Regions from separate parts of the Homo sapiens genome. Here all the other regions are linked to region 1. A link is an interaction called in ENCODE POLR2A ChIA-PET data of the cell type or tissue named here. Cell type or tissue: K562. All regions are shown on one strand.

Region 1 (5,000 bases):
AGAACGCGATAGAGAAAAGCACAGCTACTGCTTTCAGAACCAGTTTGAGGGAATCATCCTCATAGTGTGTGGGTGTCTGTACTGAGGTGTTTAAGGCATTTTTGGATCAGATATGTTAAGCTTGTAGTTTCCATTAAATATTTAGAAGTGTTTATAATGAGTTTACAGTCAATGTTTAAATGTCAGGAGAAATTTACTTTGTTTTATCCAACAAGTTTTGATTTATCAACTGGGAGTGTGACTCTATGGAGAAGTATTTATTACAAAACATGCACTTTATTCATATTGGAATTTACTGAACAAGTCACTGTTTTTTTAATTTTGGAAATTTCAAACATGAACCAAAGTGAAGGGAAACACGACAACTCCATGTGCCCATGGCCCGGCCTCAGCATTCAACAAAGACGGTCACCTGCGGTCCTCCCAGCCACCAGGCCCTGGGTATTGAAGGGTTGGCACTCTGCGGGGCAGGGGAGCCCCAGGTTCACACAGCCACCTGCATCCCTCAGAAGCTCCACTTCTCTCTCTGGTGTGTTCCTAGACGTCTCAGCTTTCACTTCCTTGTCCTTCAGGACATGTCCACCTGGGTGACAACCCCATCCAATGAGAGTGGATGAAGTACCATGTCAGAGGTGCCTCTCTTTTCTTGCAGATCAGACTGCACAAATGTCCAGTGTCTGAACCGCATGGAAGGGCAGGACAGGACTGCATCTCCCAACGAGCCGAGCCGCCCACAGGACACAGACACAGACACGGCCTCCACAGCCACACCAGGTCCCACCTCAGCCCAGCACAGGCCTTTCCCACAGTCAGTGACCCCAAGGAAAGACGTCGGATCAGGGAACCAGATCTCCCCCTTACCTACTTTTATTTATTTTATTTGTTTGAGACGGAGTCTTATTGTTGCCTAGGCTGGAGTGCAGTGGTGCAATCTCAGCTCACTGCAACCTCCACCTCCCAAGTTCAAGCAGTTATCCTGCCTCAGCCTCCCAAGTAGCTGGGATTACAGGCACCTGCCGCCACGTCCAGCTAACTTTTATATTTTTAGTAGAGATGGGGTTTCAAAGGGGCTGGACACGGTGGCTCATGCCTACAATCCCAGAACTTTGGGAGGCTGAGGCAGGCGGATCATTTGAGCCCAGGAGTTTGAGATCAGCCTGCCCAACATGGTGAAGCCCCGTCTCTACTGAAAATACAAAAATTAGCCAGGCATGGTGGCGCATGCCTGTAATCCCAGCTATTTGGGAGGCTGAGGCAGGAGGATTGCTTGAGCCCAGGAGGTGGAGTTTGCAGTGAGCTGAGACTACGCCATTGCACTCCAGCCTGGGCAACCAGAACGAAACTCCGTCTCAAAAAAAAAAAAGAAGAAGAAAAGAAAGAAAGAAAAGAAATAAGGAGCAATGGCCAGGTGCAGTGGCTCACACCTATAATCCCAGTGCTTTGGAGGGCAAAAGCGGGAGGATCACTTGAGCTCAGGAGTTTGTGACCAGCCTGGGCAACATAGTGAGACCCCCATCTCTAACAACAACAACAACATCAAAAAAGCCAGGTGTGGTGGCACACACCTGTAGTCCTAGCTGTTCGGGAGACTGAGGAGGAAGGTTTGCTTGAGACTGGGAGGTTGAGGCTGCAGTGAGCCTTGATCACGATGCCACTGCACTCCAGCCTGGGTGACAGAGCAAGATCCTGTCTCTTGAAATGAGCAGGAATGTGCTGTTTTACTAGTTAAGAGTAATAAATCCTGGTTGGGTGTGGTGGCTCACGCCTGTAATCCCAGCACTTTGAGAGGCCAAGGCAAGAGGATCACTTGAGCTCAGGAGTTCGAGACCAGCCTGAGCAACATGGCAAAATCCCATCTCCACAAAAAACTTAAAAATTAGCCGGGCATGGTGGTGCGTGCCTGTGTTCCCAGCTACATGGGAGGTTGAGGTAAGAGGATCACTTGAGCCTAGGAGGTCAAGGCTGCCGTGAGCCATGATCATACCACTGCACTCCAGGCTGGGGGGCAGAGGGAGACCCTGTCTCAAAAAAAAAAAAAAAAAAATTAAGAGTAACAACACACCCTGAACCTGTGCCCAGCACACTGAAACCCAGTGAAAGGGGCTGAGAGAGGATGGAGAGGGGGAGACGAAAAGGACCGATACCCAGAATGGGTCAAAACAGACGAGAAGGCATGGGAAAGGCCAGCACGCTCTTTATAAGAGTAGAACTCAGCCACCCCATTACTGGGTATATACCCAAAGGATTATAAATCATGCTGCTATAAAGACACATGCACACGTATGTTTATTGCAGCACTATTCACAATAGCAAAGACTTGGAACCAACCCAAATGTCCAACAACGATAGACTGGATTAAGAAAATGTGGCACATATACACCATGGAATACTATGCAGCCATAAAAAATGAAGAGCTCATGTCCTTCATAGGGACATGGATGAAACTGGAAACCATCATTCTCAGCAAACTATCGCAAGGACAAAAAACCAAACACCGCATGTTCTCACTCATAGGTGGGAATTGAACAATGAGAACACACGGACACAGGAAGGGGAACATCACACTCCGGGGACTGTTGTGGGGTAGGGGGAGGGGGAGGGATAGCATTAGGAGACATACCTAATGCTAAATGACGAGTTAATAGGTGCAGCACACCAACATGGCACATGTATACATATGTAACAAACCTGCATGTTGTGCACATGTACCCTAAAACAGTATAATAATAATTAAATTATATTAAATTAAAATTTTTTAAAAAAACCTTAATGTTCAATAACATGCGCCCTCTGTAGCGTATGGGATTGAGCGTTACCCAGGAAGCTCCTCCCACCCCGTGTGCTGGCCCTTCCTGCCTGCACTGGCTGATCTGTGTTCTGTACTGTGGTTTTGCCTTTTCCCAGACAGCTTATAAACAGAGCCACGCGGCACGGCACCTCCCGAGCCTGCTTCCTTCCCTCCGTGAGATAAAGTCAAGACTCATCCAGGTTGCCTGCATCTGTAGGTCGCTGCTTTTCATCCACTCATTGGCAGAGGCACATGCGGGTAGTGTGCTGGCTCTGAGTTGGTGGCTGGCATGGACGTCGGCTACCAGCCTCTGCTTCCATCCCTTGAGGGTAGGCGTGCTCTCTTGAAGTCTTGCCCACCCAGACTGATCACATGCGGTTCTGCTTTTCAGGCCCAGTGGCTGCCCTTGAGACATGACCCCTCCCTCCCTGAGTGGGAGACCCAGCTCCTAAGCAGGGCAAGCAGGCCTGGCCCTGGGGTGGCCCGAGGTCCCCTGCACCCATCTCCGAGGTGATCCTGCCTCTGAAGAGCCCTCCACCCCGTGCAGGCCCCTGGGTGTTAGCTGTCCCTGCTGGAACATGAGCTCTTCTAGAGCAGGCACTGTGTGTCTTGCATTCATGGGATGGACACTTTGGCACTTTTGCCTTACCCTCCCACCCCCAGTGAGGGAGGACTGGGCCTTCCTGGAGCAAGGGGCCACACGTCTTCCTCCTGAGGAGCTAGGATCCTAAGGAAAGCTATAGAGCACCATATTGGGTAGGGACAGAGAAACCACCCCTGAGAGAGAGGGAGACCACGGGCAGACACGGAGCCACGAGCACAGGCCCCAGAGCTGGGGTGGACACGGGCCACAGCACTGCCTGTCCCTGGGGAAGCCGCTGGGACTTCCAGGTGGTTTCAGGGGCACTAGCAGCCATGGGTGGTGAGAACTCCCTCCCACCTGTGCCCACGTGGCTTACACCTTCCACTCGGGAGCCGGTGGGACTTGCCTGGGGCCCGAGCACTTGGAGGGGCCACCTCCAGGGATGGCTCCGGTAACCCTCCGTCTCCCTGCAAGGCTGTCACCAGCCTTCTGATGCCCAGCCCTCTCCAGCACAGCCTGGCAGCCACCCTCGAAGCCCACCTCACAGCAGCCAGACCCCTCAGGCTCCAGGCGAGCACTCCAGGCCATGCGGCCTCACTGGGGAGTCTGGGCCCACTTGGGCAGGGGGAGGAGTGCGGAGAGGGCCCTGGGGCACCGCTTCATGCCAGGTGGGACTTGGGAGCTCCTGGCCTCAGAATATTCGGGGCCCCACCACTAGCTCCTTCAGACAGGGTGCGGCCATGTGGGAAGACCTCGCCACAGCAGCCCCATGGCTCCGGACCTGTGGTTCCGAGCGTGCATTGCAGGAGGTGAAAAGCATACCCCACCTCCACCCACCAGATGCCAGAAGCACCCCCACCCAGTGTCCCAGGCACTGTCAAACACCCCAGGGGGCAAGACTGCTCCTGTTAAAAAACCACCGCTTTAGAGGCAGGTAGGGAATTGGTCAATCCAAGATGGATAGCAGTGGCTTTTGCAAACTGTGGATGATCTAGGATTTTTAAATTGTTAAACATACATTTAAAAACACAAATTTTGGCTGGGCGCAGCGCCTCACTCCTGTAATCCCAGCACTTTGGGAGGCTGAGGTGGGCGGATCACCTGAGGTCAGGAGTTCGAGACCAGCCTGGCCAACATGGTGAAACCCCGTCTCTACTAAAAATAGAAAAAATTAGCTGGGTGTGTTGGCAGGTGCCTGTAATCCCAGCTACTTGGGAGGCTGAGGCAGGAGAATCGCTTGAACCCAGGAGGTAAAGGTTGCAGTGAGCCAAGATCGCGCCACTGTACTCCAGCCTAGGTGACAAGGGAGAAACTCTGTTTCAAAAACATAAAAACCAAAAAACCCACAAATTTGGCCAGGTGTGGTGGCTCACACCTATAATCCCAGCACTTTGGGAGGCCGAGGTGGAAGGAGAGCCTGAACCCGAGTTCGAGGCTAGCCTGGGCAACACAGTGACACCCTGTCTCTACAAAAAATAAAGAATGTGCCATTGTGACCATGTTGAAGTACACAATTCAGTGGCATTGTGTATTCCCGATGCTGTGCGTCCACCTCCAGATGAACGCAAAATGGAACCTCTGTCCCCACTAGACGCCAACTCCCCATTCCTCTCCCCCAGTCCCTAACAA
Region 2 (5,000 bases), 96 kb before region 1:
AGGTGGGTGGGGTCTGGCCAGGCCACCAGGCCCCTCTTCAATCGTGAGTAGCTTCCATCCAGGGCAGCCCAGAGTCCGCTGGGGCCCCTTGAACCCCCGAGCACAATTCCAAGCAGCCCTGGGCAGAGGGGAGCAGACTTGCAGTGCTAGGGACCCCACTTAGGCAGGAGGCGGAGCCGCCCCACCTGCCCCACAGCTGCCTGGCCTCTGGCCTGAAGACGCCCACTGAGGGTTTTTCCTGGGACCCTCTGCCTAGGTCTCTGCACCTTGAAGCAAGAAGGGCAGCCCAGTGCCAGGGAGGCTCTTGGGAGGGGCGGCAACACCGGCTTTGTTCTGGAACAGCCCGCCAGCAGGCAGGCCCATGACAGGAGGTAGCAGGGCTGTGTGAGGCTCTCTGTCCCCGGATGTCAGTCACTTTGCCGGTTTTCCACCGTGGCCCTCCAAGTCAGCTTGTCGGCTGCGTCAGGCTAATCCTGTGCATTGAGGCTTGATGGGCTGGGGAGTGCCTGTCAGTCACTGCCGAGAGACAGCGCTGACAGCCATGGCCGGGCCCTGCATTGTGCTGGGGCTTTAGCTGTGGCTAATCGCGTGTCTTCCTTAAGAAAACATCACTTAGTCTGCCGGCCCGGAGCCGTGGATGGGACCCTGCTTGTCAGCACACAGAGGAATGCCTTTGCACCTTAATGGGCCTGCAGGAGCCCGACTTGCTGTGTGAAACGTGCGCGTGAGCTCTCAGACGCCCACTTAAGATGCCAAGTGCTGGGCCAGGCCCTCCCACAAGTGCAGCTCTAGATCAGCCGTGTCCCATTTAACACACGGCTGGTGGCATGCCTGGGCCGGATCCTGTGGGTGGGGCTCGCCTCTAGGCCTGCAAGTTTTTTTTGCCGTGGAGGCACCGCCAGGCTGGGAGGTCAGCCTACACCTGCTGCCTGGGCTCTGGGGGGTGGCTCTGGGCAGCAGCCAGGAAGGGGGCAGAGGGCCTGTGGATTCCTTGGCCCTGGGATCAGCCCCTGCCAGGGAGCATGGGGAAAGCTTGAAATGGCCTTGGTGCTTTTGTGGTGATGGAGAGGATGCAGCTGTGTGGAGCCCGCACTACACACTGGGCCGCATTCTGCCGGGAGGGCCTCTTGCCTCCCTGTCTGCCCAGCCGACCAGGAGTACCTGTTGCTGGTGGCCTGAGAGCCACCCACACGTCCATGTCCCCACTGGCCCCTCCAGGTGGTTTTCTCTGCGTGCCCCTTCTTCCCAGAACACACCGTGTACCACACACCTGCTCTCTGTGACCTCGGCTCTCCCACGCTGTGTGGCCCATTCAGCCGGCCTGCACATCCCCTAGGAGGGACCAAAACATCCACCACACACATCCCAGGCAGCCGTGGGTCCTTGGGCTCCTGCTGCACAGGGGCTCATACCCTCCTGGTAAGTGGTAGGCAGGGGTCCAGCCCAGTTTACAAGCAATGGGTGCTGCAGGTGAAGAGTGGCCACAAAGAGGCCAGCACTGCTGCCCCAGGCCCTCTCAGGGCCGGTGCTGAACTGGCAGGCACCTGGCTGCAGACCAGGCCCAGGGGACCCCGCAGGCACAGGCCATCCCCACACCTCACTACTCTGGTGGGACACTGGCCCAGAGCCCCCACCCAGGCAGCTGCACAGCCAGGGCAGGAACCAGGGCCCAGCAGGGCAATGTGGGCAAAGCGGCCGCTCTCCCGGTCTCCCTTGCCCAGCGTGGGACCGGTGTGCTGGGCCAACAGTGGTTTCGATCCTGCGTCTCCCTGGAGACGGCCCAGGGAGTGCAGGGTGGGGCCAGAGCCGGGTGCTCTCCGCCTGGCCCCGCGGCCGCCGTCCTGCCGCCTTCACATGTTTTTATGGTGCAATAAAAATATGACTTTAATTCCTCAGATTGTTCTGTGTAACCTGCAATTACCCCCGGCGACATCCTCCACACTTCTGCTGTGGCACCGGATCTCGCAAAGACGTGGGAGCAGGAGAAGTGGGCGGGGGGTGCTGCCCAGCGAGGCTGAGTGGCCCCTCTCTGCCACACCCTGCATGGGGCAGTGTCACCCTCTCCTGCCCCCAACACCCCTGAGTGACATTGGGCAGTTCCCCAGGCCCCCTGGGTGGTCCACATGCAGGGGAGGGGACACACAGTTATGGAGGGCTTCGAGGGCCACAGCGGGGCAGCAGGGGAGGGCAGGGCCTGGCAGGGCTCTGAGGAGTGGACAGGGGGTACAGCAGGGGTCATCAGCTCAAGGGGAGGGGTAACTGAGATGCTCAGACTGCAGCCCCCTCCCTGAGCATGCTGCACCCTTGCTTGGCCCTAGCCTCACTTGGCAGCCATCGGGCACCTCGGCCCTGCTCTCCTGGCCGTGAGGTGACCTTAGTGCTGGCTAGGCCCTCAGGCAGGGCTGCCCCTGTGAGAGCAGCAGCGTCAGGTGGGGCTGCAGTTTGGTGGGGCTGCAGTTGAGAGCACCTGTTTCCTGGCCTCGGGTTTGGGCTCCTCCCACAGGGTCTTGGCACATGAGCTCACCTCGGCTGACACCTGCTTGCCTTACCTGGCCCACGGCCACTCCAGCCCCAGTGCAGCAGCTTGGAGGTGCCGCCAGTGCCTGGGCACTGGGCCCTGGTCCCCTCCCCAGGTTGAAGCAGGACCCAGAGGCAGGCCTGAGGCCCCCACCTACCCCTCACACACTGGGCAAGAACTGGAGGTGACCCAAGACCTTTAATGAGGGATGCCCTGAGGTGGCTGGGCAGTGTGCTCATCGGGGCAGGGCCATGAGGCCACACTAACCCCTCCAGGCCCTATTGAGGCTCCAGGTGCCTGGGCCACCTCGGGTTGAGGCTCCATCCTAGTGGCGTCACCGCCCCATGCTCACATCCCTCCCCAAGAGAGCACAGGTTGGCACCTGGCTTCAGTGGGTGGCATGAGAAGCGTGTTGGTGTCTGCGTTGGGCTGGTGGGTGGGGGCCACTCCTGCCTCCCAGAGCTCAGAGCCACCTGAGCCTCCTGGTCTCGGTCCCAGGCTGCTGCCCCACCCCGTGTCCCTCTGGGAGCCACTTCTCCTCCCCAGGGTCCCTGAGTGCCCCTGTCCTGGGCAAGAGATCCTCCCGCCCAGCCTGATGAGACCTGCTGGCCTCTGCCCACCTGCCCTCACTCATCGCCACTTCCCACCCTTGGGCCTAGTCAGGGTCCAGGAGGGTTGGTGTGGGTCATTCATTGCCAGACACGGGGATCCCCACCCTCTGGAGCAGGAAGCAGCAGGGGGTCTACACCCAAGGCCAGCGGGCCAGCATCAGTGGCCAGGGCAGGTGGTGCAGCCCCTACAGGTATTAAGGCCCAGGCACAGGGCGCCCCATCAGGAAGCATCTCCCTCTGAACTGCCTCTCCATCCAGATGGGCCTGGGCCAGGTCTTACTCTTGGGCAGTAGAGGAAGATGCCCTCTCCTGGCCCCAAATGCACAGGCTGTGGACCTCCCAGCCCATGTGGGGGCCTCAGCCCAACTCACATGGGGCGAAGACTAGAATGGGAGTGTGCTGGGGTGGTGTCCCTCTCCACAACCCAGCTACCCCCCACCTGGGACTGCTCTAGCAGGGCCTGGACGTGGGCCCCCATGCCACCAGGGACCCCGCAGCCCATCCACCCAGCACCTTGGCCCCTACTTTTGCCTGCTTGGCCAGGCCAGAGAGCCAGCCAGCTGCTGAGAGAGACTTCCAGATCCCACTCCCTGGGCTTCCATGGAGCCCTAGGCAGCAGCCCCACGCCCGTCCTGGTAGGGCCACTGGCCCACAAGACCCCTCCCATGGGCCCCCAGGCTGCGTCCTTGGGCTAGCCCACCTCTGTCTCCCTGGCCCTCCCCTCCCCAGCCCTCCCAGCGGAAGCCCAGAGCTCAACAGAGCCTGGCACGGGAGCATCCTATGCCCAGCCTGGTCTCCTTCCTCTACCACCATCTTCGAGCTGGGCTCTCTGGCTGGGCACTGCATGGCCCTGCAAGCTGCCTGAGGTTCTTCCTGGACCAGGCAGGGGCATAAAGAGGTACACGCTGGCGTCCTGGCTGCCACCCCGAGCAGAAGGCAGGCAGGGAGGAACTGGCTCCGTGTGCTCCCATGTCCCTCTGCGCCCGGGCTGAGGGGCCTCCCCCCTGTGCTTGGGGCTTCTGGGCTGTGCTCTTCCAGGCAGGATCCAGTGCTCCAGTGCTGTGCAGATCCCAGCTCTGCTGTGCCCCTGCCCAGACCAGGTCCCACGGGGCCGGCTGCAGGGAGCCGAGCTGCTGGTGGGCTAGTGAAGGAAGGAGCTCAGGGTTGGGGGCAGGCGGGCAAGGGCCTGTCCAGCCACAACCTGGAATGTTCAGCTTGGGAAATAGCTGGACAGAAGATTCTTCAACAGGCAAGAGCTGCCACGAGACTGATAACCCAGGAAATGGATGTGATGCAGCCCCGACGGGGTTCTGGGAGGCAGAGTGTGGGAGGGATGGGACCCCGGACACCTGGGCGCTCCTTGGGCCTCACCTGCAGCAGCCCCCTGAGCGTCAGCCACAGGGCCCACCTCCAAGCCCGGCAGGCGTGGCTGGCATCATCGATTTCTGTTCCCAGAATCCACCATGCAGGGTGAAGTTTGGCCAAGAGTTGAGGACTTGCCACAGACACCCTGCGCTCCGTCAGGCGGTGACAGCATCCAGCTCGGGCTGGCACTACGGGTCGTCAGGGAATACAGGCGACAGCAGCCGAGACTGCCTGCACTGGCCAGGAGTGGAGGACGACAACCCACACGGTGCCTACGCCCTGCGGCCAAGTCCATGCACTAAATGCCAGTGATTGCTGCTGTCAACACCCTGGATGGGTCTTCTGGGCAACCCTGGGAGAGAGAGGCAAGACTGTGGGCCCATTTTCCAGATACTGCTCCTTAATCCCTGCACACTTGATCATGGGAACCGTCAGGGCTGCAGCTTCAGACCTGGGCCTGGTGCCCGTGGGCCCTTGGTGCTGTCCTGCAGATGCAGCCGAGCCTC
Region 3 (5,000 bases), 54 kb after region 1:
TGTCCCCACAGCGTTCTCACCGTCCACAGCGTCCTCACCGCCCCGGATAGCGTCCTCACCATCCCCACAGCGCCTTCACCGCCCCCACAGCGTCCTCACCGCCCCTACAGCGTCCTCACCGCCCCCACAGCGCCCTCACTGTCCACAGCGTCCTCACTGCCCCCAGTGTCCTCACTCCACAGTGTCCTCACCGCCCCCACAGCGTCCTCACTGTCCACAGCGTCATTGTCCCCACAGCGTCCGCAGTGTCCACAGCGTCCTCACTGCCCCCAGTGTCCTTACTGTCCCCACAGCATCCCCACAGCATCCTCACTGCCCCCACAGGGTCCTCAGTGTCCCCACAACGTCCTCACTGGCCCCCACGTTATCACTTAGCATCTCTCTCATGCCTTCCCATGTGGCCTTTTGGGAGTGTGTCTGGAAGGGGAGAGGTCACCCACTGACTCCTGTCTGCCCCTGAGGTTAGGGTGGGCATGTGAGGATGTGTTTGTGTCCCCTTGAACCGCCTCCTGGGGCCTTTTCCTGAGTTTGGCGAGGGGAATTTCCAGGTCAGTCGTGCAGAGAAGACCAGATCAGAAGGGTTTATTCAGCACCAGAGTTTGGAAGGGAGACGCAGCAGGGTCTGGACCGCATTGTGCCCCATGGTCCTCCCAAGCCTGGAAGTGCGGGTTCGCCTCCCTCGGGGTAGGGTGGGCAGGAGTTCTGTCCCACGTGGTCTGGGCCTGCAGGTGGGGTGGGTCTGAGAGATTGGGCAGCGGAGGAGGCGGGGACCGGTCCAGGTTGGCGCGAGGGCCCCTCGGGCAGGGTCCTGTCGAGTTTGCAGGCCCGTGTTGCCCAGCGCCGGTTCTCTCCTCAGGACGCACCGGTTCTCTCCTCAGGACTCGTCGGTTCCGGCTCGCTCGGCCACCAGCGGGTCGGTCAGCGACAGCCGGGCTGCGGCGCGAGCGCGGGCCCGGGCCCGCAGCCTCCGCAGGCGGCACAGCAGCAGCACCAGCAGCAACGCGTGCAGCAGCCCAAGGCCCAGCAGCGCAAGCTGCGCCGCCAGCGCCCCCCAGCAGAGCGGGCCGGGAGCGCAAGCGGCGCGCAGCTCGTCCTCGGCCAGATAGGGCAGCAGGCGGCCGCGCAGCGCTGGGGGCGCCACGCAACGCAGGTCGCGGTAGGGCGCACGCTCGGGGCGGCCGGCCAGCCAGGCGCGCAGCGGCACAAGGCGGCAGTCGCAGCGCCAGGGGTTGGCGCCCAGGTGTGCGGTGCGCAGCGCGGGCAGCGCGTCCAGCAGCCCCGGCGGCAGCGCCGTCAGGTTGTTGCCGGTCAGCACCAGCTCGGTTGTGTCGACAGGGAAGGCGGTCGGCAGCGAGGCCCAAGTCAGCCCGCGGCGCCCGCAGTCCACGAGCGTCCCCGCGCAGCTACAGGGCGCCGGGCAACCTGCGGCCGGGCGGCTCGGCGGGGCCAGCAGCAGGAGCAGTAAGCTCAGCGCCCCGCGCGGCCCTGCAAGGGAAGCGCCGCAGTAAGCCGAGCGGTCGGCGGGCACCTGGGCGACATCTCTGAGTACCCAGACTGCCGGCCCGGCTCCATCCAGCCCCTGATGCCCGGCGTCCCGGTAGCCCGCCAGCCTCTCCACCCTGACCACCCCGCACGCCGGCTGGAAGTCCCCTCTAAGTCTGACCCAAGTCTCTCCCAGCTGCAGCCAAACGACCAGAGCTCCTCTCAACCCGGGTCGGCCTAGGGAGCAGCCGGGGGCCCGACCGGACTCCAGACTCACCGGAGCCCATGGCGAGAAGACGGCAGCCCGGCTTACTCTGCAGCGGGAGGCGTAGGCGGGAGAGCCGAGCGATAAGGCCGCCCCGCCCCTGCCACGCCCGCACCGACCACAGTGCTGCGGCCTGGCCAGAAATAGCCCAGAGGCCGCGCGGACGCGCGCTGCAGCGGCAGATAGCACACTATCGCCGGAGGCCGCAGGCCGCTCAGGCTTCCGCTCCCACCCGCTCTCAGGGGCACACGGAGCACTCGGACACCCGCTGCGACGTTCACCAACATTGTTCTCCTGTCACCAGGACAGGACGCGGCATTCACAACGGAAGAAAACGGAGCATCGTGTGGCGGGAAGGGATCATGCGGGTGGGAACATCGGGAGGCCTAGGCTCAGGATCCCGGCACACCACAGCGGTGCTGGGGAGAAGAGGCCTCGAGCGAGGGCAGGGGACGGCACCGAGAGTTGCCAGGAGGTGGCTCACCGCCCAGTGCCCCGGGGGCCCTCCAGGTCGGGCCGGGCTGTGGAGAAGGGGTGTAAGCGGTCACGACCCCGCTCCTTGCAGCCTCTGGCCTCCTTATGTCTGGAGGGCTCCCATTTGATTCAGCCCAACCCTGCCCGCTAGGCGTCTGGGGATAAGGGAAGACTCGGCCCGCCTCGACAGAAAATGGGGTCTCAGCACTCGCTGGGTGACCCGCGGGAGCAGGCAAAGGAGGGCTCCCAAGTCCGTTCTGCAGCACTGGGGCAGGGAACAGACCCAGGATCCTGGGAATCCTCTTCTGCCTAGCTTTGCCTGCCTGCCAGAGCAGGGCCTGCGGTTTGGGTGCTGTGACCGTCCGGGGGCGGGGGAAGGGCAAGGGAGGCGGATCTCTGAAGTCCCGCCCAACTTCGCTCCTGATCCCCCAAGGTCAGAGAGGGCCAGCTGGGCGGGGGCTACGGTCCAGGCCCCTCGGAAACAGACACAATGACCTGGGAGGGGGTGGTGCTGAGAATAAATTAGGGTCAGCTGGGGGCTGTGGCCCCGCGTCTCCGGGTCGGGAACAGTCCGGTCTGGTGTCCAGGGGTGCGAGGGCGTCCCGGAGACGGACGGTGTGTCCGCGGCGAGCGTCACTGGTCCTGCATCTGCTGCTTCATCCTCTGCAGCATCTCCTGCATGCGCCTCAGCTGCGGGCGGAGACAACCCGGCGGGTGAGCAGCACCGCGGAGGAGCATCCCTGACGCCCGCCTCCGCCGCCCCCGCCGCCCCACATACTTCCTCATCCTTCATCCTGATAAGCTTCTCAGTCTCGGCGTCCGGGGTGGGCAGCGGCAGGATCGGGATGGGGCTCTCCATGCGGCTGTCCTGGGTCAGTTTGCTGCGCGGGGCGGGGGGGAGGATGGGCGGGGCGGCGCCACCGGGAGGCTCAGCGTGGGCTGGCGATGCCTGGCCCATCCCCGCCACTGCTGAGGCCCTGCCCTCCGGAGCCCTCACAGCCCTGGACTTGGTTCTAGGGAGACCAGGCTCTGGGGGAGGGGGGGGGCTTAGGGAATGGTGCAAAGTTCAAGTCTGGGTGGGCTGACAGGACCGGCCCTCAGTTATGGAGACGTGGGCGGGGCCAGAGGGGCGAGGTCTGGCTCGCGGCTGGGGCGCGCACCTGGTCATCTGCTGGATGCAGTGCGCGCGGTAGTTCTCGTAGTGCACGTCGCACGTCACGTCCTTGAGGTCGTGCATATGCGTGCGGATGAGCATGTTGCGCAGCTTCACGAAGTCGCAATGCGCCTGGTTCTCCACTGCGGGGTGGGGGTGGGTAGTGGGCTGGCGCCGGCCCAGGACAGCCTTCCCCCACCAGACCTGGTACCCCAAGACTCTACTCACCCTCCACGATCCCCCAGGGGTACAGTCGGCCCCGGACCCGCTGCCCCTTGGCCTCCACCACCGTGTTGCTGCCTATAACGGCGAAGGGCGCGCTCTCCTGGGGGAAGGAGGGAGAAAGGCTCACACCCGGTGAGCGTAATTGCACGGTTACTGATGGGAAACGGGCATGTAACTCCCGGGGCACCCCTCCAGCATCACCATCAACTATCTCTCCTCAAAGAGATCCTGGCGTTGCCCCTTTCTGGCCTCTCTGCCCCTGGCTGGAGCCAGAGCCCATGTGGCTCACATTCCAGGGCCTTTCCAGGCTATGCCCAACCAGGCATGCTCCCTCCTCATCTCCTCCCTCATCAAGAACCACCCCCTCCAGCTGCCCCTTCCCTCCCCAGGGCTGAGCCTATGTCTCCCCATGCTGATGCCCCTGCCCTGGTGGCCACCTGCCCCTGGCATGGTCTCCATCATCACTCTAGCTGCCGGGGCACCCAAAGCCACCAACCCTGGAGCTCAGAAATCTGGGAGCCAGGGTGTGCCACTGGGGCAGCCCCTTCCTCTGGTGACCCATGGGAAGAGGGTTGGGGTTGGGGGCCTGGCCCACTGCTGCACCTCTGGATCTGGGCAAGTGCTCCATACCTGCCAAGCACCACACGGGGCCCACATGACCCACCCCAGCCAGGCAAAGACATGGTGACCTTTACCTTCTAGCCCTGGATGAAGGGGGTACAGGTCCTCTACTCCTAGAACAAATGACTCTTGCACCCAACTGGGCTGACCTGGCCCTCCTCCAGCAGGCTCAATGTGAAGGAGACAAAGCCCTCTGGTTCTGCCCCTCACCAGCTCCATCCCCCCTGCCCCACCAGTCTGCATGTTCACCTTCAGTTCCCGGTCCTGCTGCTTGAAGTCCTCATCCTCGTCCGAGTCACACTCAGGGAACTGGTATACATGGATCCCAAACTTGTCAATCTCCTCCCGGATCTGTGGTGGGGCAAGGACCATCAGATTTGAGGCCAGACAAGTCCCCCTGGTACTCTCAGCCCCAGGGCCCTGGCCAGGCCCCTGTGCGACGGCAGGCTCACCCGCTCCTTCAGCTTCCGGATCTCACTGGGGACAAGACAGTCAGCTTTGGCGATGAGAGGCACGATGTTGACCTTCTCATGCAATGCCTTCATGAAACCCACATCCACTGGCCGCAGCCTGCCGAGAGCAGCCAAGGGTGGGCATAGGCACAGCCAGGGGGCCATATTGTAGGGGCTGCACTCCCGAGCCTGGCCCCAGGACAGCCACACACCCATGCCCGAAGGGGGAGATGAAGTATAGGCAGCAGTGCACTCGGTTGTCTTGGATGTTCTTTCGGTTGAGGCCGCTCTCATCACGGAAGTACTGCTCAAACTGCTGGTCCACATA

The links. ChIA-PET counts read pairs that join two places held together with the same protein. Peaks named below come from ENCODE experiments on the same cell type or tissue, not always from the same donor. Only the 100,000 strongest peaks of a DNase experiment are listed, where the experiment ranks them.
Region 2: POLR2A ChIA-PET joins it to region 1 with 5 read pairs; 2 of 35 experiments call an interaction of 5 or more read pairs at or near these places.
Region 3: POLR2A ChIA-PET joins it to region 1 with 5 read pairs; 4 of 35 experiments call an interaction of 5 or more read pairs at or near these places.

The regions. Positions count from the first base shown.
Region 1 is chr22:19,774,803-19,779,802 of GRCh38, reverse strand. It overlaps a transcript of TBX1 not described here. Among named protein-coding and RNA genes, the nearest start is that of TBX1, 17 kb to the right of the region's middle. RefSeq lists a silencer at 2,763-3,264. In K562, no CTCF peak of the experiment used is centred here; a DNase peak (open chromatin) is centred at 2,852.
Region 2 is chr22:19,870,477-19,875,476 of GRCh38, reverse strand. No RefSeq gene overlaps it. Among named protein-coding and RNA genes, the nearest start is that of RTL10, 18 kb to the right of the region's middle. In K562, no CTCF peak of the experiment used is centred here; no DNase peak of the experiment used is centred here; H3K27me3 peaks cover 1,507 bases.
Region 3 is chr22:19,720,339-19,725,338 of GRCh38, reverse strand. SEPTIN5 (septin 5) reads right to left here. Exons shown (of 12, transcript NM_002688.6): 6 at 4,885-5,000; 7 at 4,673-4,790; 8 at 4,470-4,571; 9 at 3,603-3,699; 10 at 3,382-3,517; 11 at 3,000-3,102; 12 at 2,020-2,911. The coding sequence ends at 2,855. It overlaps GP1BB (glycoprotein Ib platelet subunit beta), which reads right to left and starts at 1,800. Exons shown (of 2, transcript NM_000407.5): 1 at 1,760-1,800; 2 at 568-1,485. The coding sequence starts at 1,769. The coding sequence ends at 875. It overlaps SEPT5-GP1BB (SEPT5-GP1BB readthrough), which reads right to left. Exons shown (of 12, transcript NR_037611.1): 5 at 4,885-5,000; 6 at 4,673-4,790; 7 at 4,470-4,571; 8 at 3,603-3,699; 9 at 3,382-3,517; 10 at 3,000-3,102; 11 at 1,760-2,911; 12 at 565-1,485. RefSeq lists enhancers at 919-1,696, 1,697-2,475. In K562, CTCF peaks have their summits at 1,056, 1,479 and 1,888; DNase peaks (open chromatin) are centred at 1,088, 1,878, 2,608 and 3,038; H3K4me3 peaks cover 3,415 bases.